2 separate regions of the Homo sapiens genome follow, and region 2 is linked to region 1. Evidence: read pairs that join two places in POLR2A ChIA-PET (ENCODE). Cell type or tissue: IMR-90. All regions are shown on one strand. Links, peaks and the distances in the headings refer to the core of each region. The heading gives the core; the rest is flanking DNA.

Region 1 (6,184 bases), core at 486-5,485:
AGCCACCACGCCCAGCCTTTTATTTTTTTTTTTTTTATTTTTTTTGAGACAGTCTCGCTCTGTTGCCCAGGCTGGAGTGCAGTGGTGTGATCTCGGCTCACTGCAACCTCCATCTCTCAGGTTCAAGTGATTCTCCTGCCTCAGCCTCCCAAGTAGCTGGGATCACAAGTGTGCACCACCACGCCTGGCTAATTTTTTTGTATTTTGTATTTTGTATTTTTCCATATAGACAGAGTTTCACCATGTTGGCCAGGCTGGTTTTGAACTCCTGACCTCAAGTGATCTGCCCACCTCAGCCTCCCAAAGTGCTAGGATTATAGGTGTGACCCACTGCACCTGGTCTTATTTTAGAGTTTTTGTGTAGTGTGTTGTGGCTTCAACATATATACAACTCTAATAAACATATATTTTATATGTACATATGTGTGTATGTATGTTTGAGGCAGAGTCTCGCTCTGTCGCCCAGGCTGGATTGCAGTGGCACGATCTTGGCTCACTGCAACCTCCACCTCCCGGGTTCAAGTGATTCTCCTGCCTCAGCCTCCTGAGTAGCTGGGATTACAGGCGCCTGCCACCACGCCTGGCTAATTTTGGTATATTTAGTAGAGATGGGGTTTCACCATGTTGGCCAGGCTGGTCTGGAACTCCTGACCTCAGGTGATCCACCCATCTCAGCCTCCCACAGTGCTGGGATTACAGACGTGAGCCACCGTGCCTGGCCTGTTTTTTATCTTAATATTAATTTAATTTAATTTTGACATATGGTCTCGTTCTGTCACCCAGGCTGGAGTGCAGTGGTGCAGTCTCGATTCACTGCAACCTCCACCTCCTAGACTTAAGCTATTCTCCTGCCTAAGCCTCCCAGGTAGCTGGGATTACAGGCATGTGCCACCATGCCTGACTAATTCTGTATTTTCAGTAGAGATGGGGTTTCACCATGTTGGCCAGGCTGTTCCCGAACTCCTGACCACAGATGATCCACTCACCTCAGACGATCCACCCACTCCCTCCCAAAGTGTTGGGATTACAGACGTGAGCCACTGTGCCCGGCCTATTTTAACTTTAAGTAAGGGTTACTTACCATCCTGGGTAATGCAGTGAGAGCCTGTCTCTATGAAAATATTAAAAAATTAGCCAGGTGTGGTGATGCATGCCTGTTGTCCCAGCTACACGGGAGGCTGAGGTGGGAGGATCCCTTGAGCCCAGGAATTTGAGGCTGTAGGAATTCAAGGCTGTAGGATTGTGCCACTGCATTTCAGCCTAAGTGACAAAGATTGTCTCTAAAAATAAAAAAAGAAAAGTGAGATGTTTCCTATTAAAGAAGCCATTATGGTTCATACGTGTATGTTCTCCTACTCATTCCAGGTACTTCTTTGCATTGTTACTGAGATAATGTTTGTTTACCATTCTTCTGCTTCCAGGATTTCCACCAACAGAAACTAAAAACTTAATTATTAAATTAGAGCACTGGGGCGTTTTAAAGATTTGTGGATGTGTGTGCGGTACCAAAGCTATTATAACTTGAATTTTCAGCTTTTTTCTGGCCTTTATGATGTTAGTGTGACAGGTTCATATATTTAAGAAGGTGCTGAGAGGAACATGTTTCTTTAGAGTCCTGGCTTGCTTTATGCGCTTTATCTCATTAACCCTCACAGCAGTTCTATTGCATGCATAGATCAGATACAGAAAGGCTCAGAGGTTTTTCTTTTGTTTTTGATACAGGGTCCTGATCTGTCACCCAGGCTGGAGTGCAGTGGCGTGATCACAGCTCACTGCAGCCTCAAACTCTCAGGCTCAAGTGATCCTTGCACCTCAGCCTCCTGAGTAGCTAGGACCACCGGTATGCACCACTGTGCCTGGCTAATTAAAAAGAAAAAAATTTGTAGAGATGAGGGTGGGGAGGTCTTACCATGTTACCCAGGCTGGTCCTGAACTTCTGGGCTCAAGCCGTCCTCTGTCCTCGGCCTCACAAAATACAGGGATTAACAGACAGGAGCCACTGCACCCAGCCCATTATGTATATAAGATAATACTTCTTGGAAGGAGGTTCTAATTATTTTGTTAATTCATTCAGTAAACACTTACTGAGCTCCTGCTCTTTACCATGTACTCTGTCAATTTCTGAAATCCATGAAAATGTCAAGTTCTGCTGAATTAGGTAATAATGGTAATACCTGAAATTTGTATGGCTTTCACAATTTTTAAAATTATTTTTCACAAGTTAATTCACTTAATCTTCATAATAATTCCCTAAGGATAGGTATTATGATTTTATATATAAAGAAATTGAAATCAGGCTGGGCATGGTGGCTCACGCCTATAATCCCAGTACTTTGGGAGGCCACGGTGGGAGGATTGCATGAGATCAGGAGTTCAAGACCAGTCTGGGCAACGTGATGAAATCCCACCTCTACAATTAAAAAAAAAAAAAAATTAGCTGAGCATGGTGTGCACCTATAGTTTCAGCTACTCAGGAGGCTGAGATGGGAAGATCGCTTATACATGGGAAGTCACAGCTGCATTGAGCTGTGATTGCACCATTGTACTCCAGCCCCATGGGTGACAGAGTGAGACCCTGCCCCCCCCCCAAAAAAAAATAGAAGTAATGGAATTAAACCACTTACATGGATGTAAGCTCTGAAGGGATGGACATATGGGAAGCACAATCTCTTCTAAAAAGTAATAACCTTCTTTTGAAAAATAGTATTCTTCTCTGGTGCCATTTATCTACTTTTAGTTTGGCTGGGGTTGCTGTGCCACTTTTCTAACCATGCTCTTCCCCTGTCATTGCTGCAAAGCCCATGAGTGGGAAGGAGAGTGTGGCTATGACTGTCCAGGCTCCTTAGTACTTCCAATGGCTCAAAAACGACCATTTGCTTCTGGAGTGGGAAGCCTACTGACTTAAATATTGATCCCTGATCATTTTTTTTTTAAAGTCTGGATATCTGACATAGAAAAAGTGAGTTATTTCTGAGTGAAAAGACTGTGGCCTGAATCTTTACAGTACGTTAACGGTAAAGTAATAAAATGTAGCCTTCTGTTAGATTATTAGCCAAGGCATATGTTTGGCCTTTCTTTTTCCTTTTTTCCCATTTTTAAAACATGAATTAAAATGCTCACTCACTGGGGAGGCCGAGGTGGGCAGATTACTTGAGCCCAGGAGTTCGTGACCAGCCTGGGCAACATGGTGAAACCCTGTCTCTACAAAAAATACAAAAATTAGCCGAACATTGTGGCATGCACCTGTAATCCCAGGTACTTGGGAGGCTGAGGTGGAAGGATTGCTTGAACCCAGGACATTGAGGCTGTAGTGACTGTGATTGAGCCACTGCACTCCAGCCTGGATAATAGAGCAAGACCCTGTCTCAAAAAAATAAAATTAAAAATTTTAAAATGCTCACTTACTCTCATAACTGGTGAGACTTTTGTGTTAATCTTAGATAAAAGCTGACTACTTCAGTTTTTAACTATAAAGACCCAGTGAGCAAGCTTGAGTTCTGACTCATTTGTACTGGCTGCTGAGTAATCTATACAAATAGTGCTTTATGATTTTATGCTATCTTAAAAAAACAAATGGAAGATTGGAGATAAATTCAGGAGCAGATGACAAGGGTTTTTAGCCATGGCTTTGCCGTAGGCTGGCTGTGACTTAGAAGAAGTTTTCTGATTTCTTTAGGCCTCAGATTTCTTAGGTTTCAGTTTAAATATCTTTATAAATAAGCATGTTGTAGGAGTCTCTCAACTTATCCTGGTTGAGAGAGCTGCCTGAAAAAAAATTTTTTTTAGGTAAAAATGAACATGTTGGACTGAATTATTACTGAGGTCTCCTGTAGCTCTGAAATTCTGTTATCTATTGTCTTTGTGCACAGGACACTTTGTGTGTGTGGTGGCAGGTGGTAAACACAATACACTTGGAGTTAATAGTTATTTCATTAATCTTCTCTAAGTATGGTAATTTAACTAGGCTATATTTGGGTATAGCTCTATAATTCATGTATATGTATTATAGTGGTGAATCTTTCTTCTTTCCTAGAATAATCTCCAGGAGAGAGAGGAGGATTTAGCATGCATAAAGATAAATATAATCACAGGATAAGCATGCTTACTGATTATAGGAAGCTAATATTAACACATATTGGCTGTCAGTTGCAAGGGCAAACTTCCACATATCCAAAGCTGCTCTATAGTATTAACTTAATATTACTTGACAAGAATATTTGTCATGGAATTTTGGAATTAAATGTAGATAGTTCTAAAATGACAGTATTCTTTGATGTTTTCAAAGCATTGATGGTTCCATTTTCTTTTCTTCTTCTTCTTTTTTTTTTTTTCTTGAGATGGAGTATCACTTTGTTGCCCAGGCTGGAGTGCAGTGGCACGATCTCGGCTCACTGCAAGCTCTGCCTCCCAGGTTCACGCCATTCTCCTGCCTCAGCCTCACGAGTAGCTGGGATTACAGGCGCCTGCCACCACACCCGGCTAATGTTTTGTATTTTTAGTAGAGACGGGGTTTCACTGTGTTAGCCAGGATGGTCTTGATCTCCTGACCTCGTGATCCACCTGCCTCGGCCTCCCAAAGTGCTGGGATTACAGGCATGAGTCACTGTGCCTGGCCTGTTACAAACAATTTTTTAAAATCTCAAATCATAAGAGGTCTGAAGGTAGACTCTTTTAGGACTGATGCAGCACTCTATGATAATCATGTTTGTTCTGTTATTCATAATAAGGTTGTTTATCTCATGATTGCAACTCCAGACATCTTATCCAAAGCTGCCTTGAGGCATAAATTCAAAGCAGGAAGAAGGGGAAAGGGAAAGATACTGGTTGGGTCTGTCCTCTTTATCAAGAAAAGCTTTCCCAGATGCCCCTTACAGATTTTAGCTTACATCTTGTTGGCCATAACTAGTGGAATGGTTACCAGTAACTGCAAGGGGCATTGGAGAAGTGAGTATTTAACTTTATGGTGAAGATAGATAGGAGAGAGAGGAGGATTGGGAGTGGGTATTGGATTAGCCATCCAAGTGTCTAATACATACTTGTTAAGTTTGCAGTACCTGTAAGACATCAGGTCTGGTTCAGGAACTTTTCATTGTTTAGCCATAAATACCATATTATGAACCATGGAACTACAGTTGATTGATATTAGGAAAGATTAAATAACCTAAGGAAAATTAGATCAGGACCATCAAGGGCCATCATGGAAGAGCTGGGGAATAGGGAGATGTTAATTTAATGGCTGGATCACTGGAGATGTCAACTCAAAGAACATTCTAATATATCTCTGGAATATGAGGCAGTCCCTCCAAAGGCAGAACAAATAGTATTGCAGAATGTGATGATTTATGTTTAGCTGAGAATCTTAAGTGCATGTAATGGCAGTTAATAGTCATTACTACACATATGATTAGAATACAAGCCTAGAGACTAAATAATTTGCTCAAGTCCATGCTATGAGTCAGTAATAGTGCAAGAGGGGGAAAGAAAATAACTCAGTTCTCTGAGGCAGTGAATATGATTCTAGTATATTTAAAAAGTCCGTCTCATTTGGTTGTAAATTTCTTCAATTATTTAATAGTTTGTACGCAATAGTCATAGAAACCAGATTTTATTTTATTTTGTTTTGTTTTGTTTTGTTTTGTTTTGTTTTGTTTTGTTTTGTTTTTGGAGATGGAGTCTCACTGTGTTACCAAGCTGGAGTGCAGTGGCGCGATCTTGGCTCACTGCAACCTCCGACTCCCTGGTTTAAGCAATTCTCCTGCCTCAGCCTCTCGAGTAACTGGGATTATAGGCACGTGCCACCACGCCCAGCTAATTTTTGTATTTTTGGTAGAAACGGGGGTTTCACCATGTTGGCCAGGATGGTCTTGATCTCCTGACCTCATGATCTGCCTGCCTTGGCCTCCCAAAGTGCTGGAATTACAGGCATGAGCCACTGTGCCCAACTCCAGGTTTTGCATTTTTAAGCGAAGGTACCCATAACTTACTTAAGCCTCTTGATGGTTTTATGTAAGTATTTAGAAAATGTATGTTCCAATGCAAGAAAGTCAGATTTTTTTTTTTTTTTTTTTTTTTTTTGAGACAGAGTCTTACTCGTTGCCCAGGCTGGAGTGCAGTGGCATGATCTCGGCTCACTGCAAGCTCCATCTCCCAGATTCACGCCATTCTCCTGCCTCAGCCTCCCGAG
Region 2 (6,184 bases), core at 752-5,751, 160 kb before region 1:
GATGGTGGCCCAGTGTTATATCCAACACTCAGATTCCCTTTCTAGACCCAAATGCAAAATTCTAGAAAGGAGTCTTAATGTTCCAACTAAGACTACATGTTCATCCCCAGATCAGCCAACTTGGCTGGGCCAGGTGTGGTGTGTGGGGTTGCTGGTTTGTGTAAAATCAGGTTCAGCCTCCACCATAGTCATTTGTGCAAAGTCAGGCTGGGGCCAGTGCCTAGGACTATTGCCTAGGACTAGGGAATAATCCCATAGATTTCCTCAACAGTAACTTGGCCAAATCCACGTGATGTTAGTGATGGGCTTGAAAAGTAAAGCTGAGCCAGGCGTGCTGGCGTGTCACGCCTGTAATCCCAGCACTTTGAGAGGCCGAGGCAGGTGGATTGCCTGAGGTCAGGAGTTTGAAACCAGCCTGGCCAACATAGTGAAGCCCTTTCTCTACTGAAAATACCAAAAAATTAGCCGGGAGTGGTGGTGGGCGTCTGTAATCCCAGCTACTTGGGAGGCTGAGGCAGGAGAATTGCTTGAACCCAGGAGGCGGAGGTTGCAGTGAGCCGAGATCATGCCATTGCACTCCACCCTGGGCAACAAGAGCAAGACTCCATCTCAAAAAAAAAAGAAAAAGAAAAAAGAAAATTAAAGCTGAAAAGATGAGGACTCAGTACCTTGCTGGGATTGCTAAGTTATAAATGTTCAACCTTTGCTAGTGATGACATAAGGGACAGTGTAGAAACTCTAACATTTAAAACTATTCCCTTTCTGCCTCTTCTGCAAAATCATTTACATAGATCTACATGTGTTAGAATTTGGTTTGTTTTCCTCTTCTGCATCAGATTTACAATATTTTATTTTCTGTAGGCTAGCTTTTGCTTTACTCTTCTGATTGTTATTTAAAATGGCCAAAAGTTTCTCATTTAAACATTTAATGTCACAGAATTTTAGGATGTTAGAAGTGGAAGAGGATTTAGAATATTTAATTTATATTTCACAGAAATGTCCCTGGCACACTAACTTCATGAGCTGCTCCTTTGAAATAAGGTCTTCCTGGTCAAATAAGCTTAGAAAATGCTGTATACAACTAGACATTCTCCTCTTGGAGACTCAGTACATGTTAGCCTATTAAGAAGTCTGCGAAGTCCTGCAGCAAAAAAAAAAAAACCCACAATTTCCTAAATTCATTTACCAAGAACCCTTTTTTCATCATAAGCAGGCCAAGTTCCTTGAAAGATACTTTGGGAAATAATGCAACCGTCTTATTTTATGAATTAGGTAACTAAAGCTCATGAAGAGACAATAGTTTATAATTTTCCAAAGTTAATGCCAGGAAGAATTAGCACTCATTAGCAATGCAAGTTACCAGTTACAGTAACCCCGAGTATCTGGGGTTACAGGCGCCTGCCACCACGCCCAACTAATTTTTTTGTATTTTTTGTAGAGACGGGGTTTCACCGTGTTAGCCAGGATGGTCTCGATCTCCTGACCTCTTGATCCGCCTGCCCAGGCCTCCCAAAGTGCTGGGATTACAGGCATGAGCCACCAAGCCCAGCCTTGAATGGCCTGATTTTCTTTTTTTTTTTTTTTTTTTTTTTTTTTTTGAGATGGAGTCTTGCTCTGTTGCCCAGGCTGGAGTGCAGAGGCATGATCTGGCTCACTGCAAGCTCATGGGTTCACGTCCCAGGTTCACGTCATTCTCCTGCCTCAGCCTCCCGATTAGCTGGAACTACAAGTTCCCGTGAATGGCCTGATTTTCAAAAATGGTAAATTGCTCTTTGTAAAATCCCAAAGAAATAAAAATACTCTCTCAGTTTATATGGTAGTTGTGTTTCTGAAAAATAGAGTATAAATTAAAACTACACAAAACACTTTTATTTAGGCATTTACTACATGACAGCACTTATATCTGTGTGCTTTACATTAATTAATTCACCAGATCCTTATAGTAACCCCATTTCAGTATGATTACTATCACTCTTTTTTCTTTTATTTACGGCCAGCTTCCTAAGCCAAATAGGCTCACAGAATTCTGCTATCCCTATTTTAAACATGAGGAGACTAAGACGAAGAAGCTAAGTAACTTGTTCAACAACTATTAAATGGCAGGCCAATAGATGAACCCAGGCAGTGCAGCTCCAGAGCTCACACACCATTTTCTATGTCCCTGTCACCTGAAGAACTCCAATTCTGAGTCACCTGGGCATTCCCTACACAGATCATGGCCAACAGAAGGCTGCTTCCAATCCCAGAAACCATGAAATCCAAAAGGAAAAGAGGCCAGACCACATCCCTTTGGCGTATTTACTGCTAGCCCAGGAGAATGATGAGACAGTGATGGGAAAGTGTTCAGGCACCCGGGTTTCCTGACCTCCCGGGACCTGCCAACAGGAGCTCTGTAAGAGAGCAAAAGCAGGAAACAACCTTGGCTTCTTTCTTTACCCTTCCTCATGCTCCCCTACCTCTTGCCAAAAGCACAGTCCAACCACAGACTACGCGATTCAGCAACTTCCCACAATGTACACAGAACTGAAAAAAGCATGGGGTAGAGAAAAACTGAAAGAGACCAGACACCTTCAGGGCTGCCAAGCTGGGGAGTCAGTCCTGGGACTTTTCCTCCTTGTCTACAACCTGATTCGGGGATTATTTCTTCCCAGAGAGTGATTATTCTGATAATCAGATGGGCCTACAGGTTGCAAAACCCATTTATCTTTGCTCCATCCTCTGAAAGGGAGGAGTTCTGACTAAGTGTACCCTCCTTGGGGTGACGCGAAATGACAGCCTGGATTGATGCTCTGGGGTTTGTTCCAGCTCATTGCTCATCACCCCATGGATTGTTTGCTCATAGCAAATCTGCGCCAAATAAATTCCATGTCCTCCAAGGTTTGATACTTAATAGTAATATAACTAATCCTGTTTAAGGGTTTATTGTATGCCAGGCAGAGTGCTAAATTCTTTACATTATTATCTCACTGAGTCCCCCTAACAACCTTGTGAGAGACATATGCTTATTAACTCTATTTACAGATAAGAAAATTCAGGTCCAGAAGGTTTACATTCGGATGCCACACAGCCAGTAAGCAGGAGAACTGAATGCAAACCCAGGCTATCTTATTGCCAGCTTGGCTGTTCTGAAGGAACTAATTAGAACTGGCTTGAGATCATACTTGAGGAAGAGGTGAAGTATTACAAGTGTATTAGGACAAACCTGGGTTCCTGAGACTTCTGCTTCCTTAACCATTGGACTTTTCTCTTTTTTTTGAGACGGAGTCTCGCTCTGTCACCCAGGCTGGAGTGCAGTGGCGCAATCTCGGCTCACTGCAAGCTCTGCTTCCCGTGTTCACACCATTCTCCTGCCTTAGCCTCTCGAGTAGCTGGGACTACAGGCGCCCGCCACCACACCTGGCTAATTTTTTTGTATTTTTAGTAGAGATAGGGTTTCACCGTGTTAGCCAGAATGGTCTTTAACCACTGGACTTTTCTACTCTTTTTTTTTTTTTTTGAGACATAGTTTTGCTCTTGTCACCCAGGCTGGAATACAATGCTGCGATCTCGGCTCACTGCAACCTCTGCCTCCCAGGTCTAAGTGATTCTCCTTCCTCAGCCTCCTAAGTAGCTGGGATTACAGGCACCCATTACCATGCCCAGCTAATTTCTTTTTTTTTTTTTTGAGACGGAGTCTTGCTCTGTTGCCCAGGCTGGAGTGCATTGGCGCTATCATGGCTCACTACAACCTCTGCCTCCCGGGTTCAAGCAATTATCCCACCTCAGCCTCCCAATTATCTGGGAAGTGTACGCCACCACGCCTGGCTAATTTTTTGTATTTTTAGTAGAGATGGGGGTCTCACCATATTGGCCAGGCTGGTCTCGAACTCCTGACCTCAAGTGATCCACCTGCCTTGGCCTCCCAAACTGCTGGGACTACAGGCGTGAGCCACCATGCCCAGAAATTTTTGCATTTTTAGTAGAGAGGGGGTTTCACCATGTTGGCCAGGCTGGTCTCGAACTCCTGACCTTAGGTGTTCCGCCCGCCTCAGCCTCCCAAAGTTCTGGGATTAAAGGCGTGAGCCACCGCGCCTGGCCACTTTTCTTTTTTCTTTTTTTCTCTTTTCTTTTGAGACGGAGTCTTGCTCTGTCACCAGGCTGGAGTGTAATGGCATAATCTCTGCTCACTGCAACCTCTGCCTCCCGGGTTCAAATGATTCTCCTGCCTCAGCCTCCCGAGTAGCTGGGACTACAGGTGCACAACCACCACACCCAGCTAATTTTTGTATTTTTAGTAGAGACGAGGTTTCACCATGTTGGCCTGGCCACTTTTCTACTCTTTAATTCTCCTGGGTCAACAGGTACTTAGTTACCCAGGGATGGTAAGGGAACTATAGCCAGAGAGATCTTCCTGAGATGCAAATCTGCTAAGTCTGGTCCCGACTAATAATTTTTCAGTGGTTTCTTGTGGTCTATCAGATGAAGGTCAGACTCCTTTGCATGACATACAAGGCCCTTTGTAATCTGGACCCACCTGCCTTCTATGACTTTCTGTCCCATGCTTGCCTTCTTATGCCCTGAGAAGCTCATGGCAGCCCCAGAATAATCTGCCATCCTGATTCCTGCCTCCACATCTTGGTCACATCTTGGTCCATACTGTTTCTTATGCCTCGAATGCCTTCCTTCCCCCAGCTATCCATCTGATGAGTTTGTATTAATCCTGTAGGACTCCGCTACATGTTATACTTTTTATGAAAAGGCTTTTTTTTCTTTAAGTTTAATTAAAGTGTAATAGAGATGAGGTTTCACCATGTTGCCCAGGTTGCTCTTGAACTCCTGGGCTCAAGTGATCCGCCCATCTCAGCCTCCCAGAGTTCTAGGACTACAGGTGTGAGCCACTGCCCCCAGCCTCCATTCACTTTTATATTCCCAAAAGCTAGCACTTTGCCCTGTTTATGAGTGAATGAAATCATTTCTGTAAGAGGCCTGGCCAGCCTGGGCAACATAGCGAGGCCTCATCTCTACTAAAATAAAAAATGTAGCTTAGTATAGTGGTGCATGCCTGTAGTCCCAGCTACTTTGGAAACTGAGGCAAGAAGATCACATGAGCCCGGGAGTTGAAGGCTACGGTGAATTATCATTGTGCCACTGCACTCCACCCCAGGCAACAGAGAAGACTCTGTCTCTTAAAAAAAAAAAGAAAAAGAAAAAAAAAAGAGGCATGGAACATTGCTCTTAAATTCCTTCGTACCCACCTTTGCAATAAATGACTTTTTAGATCTTGATCTTTAACCGGGAATTCTAAGCCAGGCATGGTGGCTCACACCTGTAATCCCAGCACTTTGGGAGGCCGAGGCGGGAGGATCACAAGGTCACGAGATCGAGACCATCCTGGCCAACATGGTGAAACCCCATCTCTACTAAAAATACAAAAATTAGCTGGGCGTGGTGGCGCACGCCTGTGGTCCCAGCTACTCGGGAGGCTGAGGCAGGTGAATCACTTGAACCCGGGAGGCAGAGGTTACAGTGAGCCAAGATAGCGCCACTGCACTCCAGCCTGGTAACAGAGGGAGACTCCGTCTAAAAAAAAAACAAAAAAAACAAAAAAATAAAAGACTGGGAATTCTGGGACTTCCAAAATCTAGTATTCAGGTTTCCCAAGAGCAAAAGTTGCCTCAACAAGTTTTCTTAAGATCTCTTAAGGAGGGAATTTTGCCTCCTTACTTGGAAACACCTACAGGGTTTTTTTGTTGTTGCAGTTGGGTTATGGACCTGCTATCACCAAATCAGCTGAGTGAAGGAGTCCTGAGGCAGAGTGACAGAATGAATACTGATGTTCGGCTAGAATCACTCTGCTTTTCAAAATTTGGCTTCTGGCTGGACGCAGTGGCTCATGCCTGTAATCCCAGCACTTTGGGAGGGCGAGGCAGGTGGATCACCTGAGGGTCAGGAGTTTGAGACCAGCCTGGCCAACATAGTGAAACCATCTCTACTAAAAATACAAAAATTAGCGGGGTGTGGTGGCATGCACCTGTAGTCCCAGCTACACAGGAGGCTGAAAGCAGGACCTGGGAGGCAGAGGTTGCAGTGAGCCGAGATCGCGCCACCGCACTCCAGCCTAGGCGACAGAGTGAGACTCTGTCTCAAAAACAAAAAAGTCATCTTCCCATTATATTTATATTTATTTATTTAGCTGTCAAAATTT

Evidence for each region. Peaks named below come from ENCODE experiments on the same cell type or tissue, not always from the same donor. Only the 100,000 strongest peaks of a DNase experiment are listed, where the experiment ranks them.
Region 2: POLR2A ChIA-PET joins it to region 1 with 6 read pairs; 2 of 35 experiments call an interaction of 5 or more read pairs at or near these places.

What each region holds. Positions count from the first base shown.
Region 1 is chr16:69,214,106-69,220,289 of GRCh38, forward strand. All of the region lies in intron 1 of SNTB2 (syntrophin beta 2), which reads left to right. Among named protein-coding and RNA genes, the nearest start is that of SNTB2, 30 kb to the left of the region's middle. In IMR-90, for the core only: no CTCF peak of the experiment used is centred there; a DNase peak (open chromatin) is centred at 3,566; H3K27ac peaks cover 281 bases.
Region 2 is chr16:69,055,429-69,061,612 of GRCh38, forward strand. All of the region lies in intron 17 of TANGO6 (transport and golgi organization 6 homolog), which reads left to right. Among named protein-coding and RNA genes, the nearest start is that of HAS3, 47 kb to the right of the region's middle. RefSeq lists an enhancer at 2,292-2,511. In IMR-90, for the core only: no CTCF peak of the experiment used is centred there; DNase peaks (open chromatin) are centred at 2,463 and 2,803.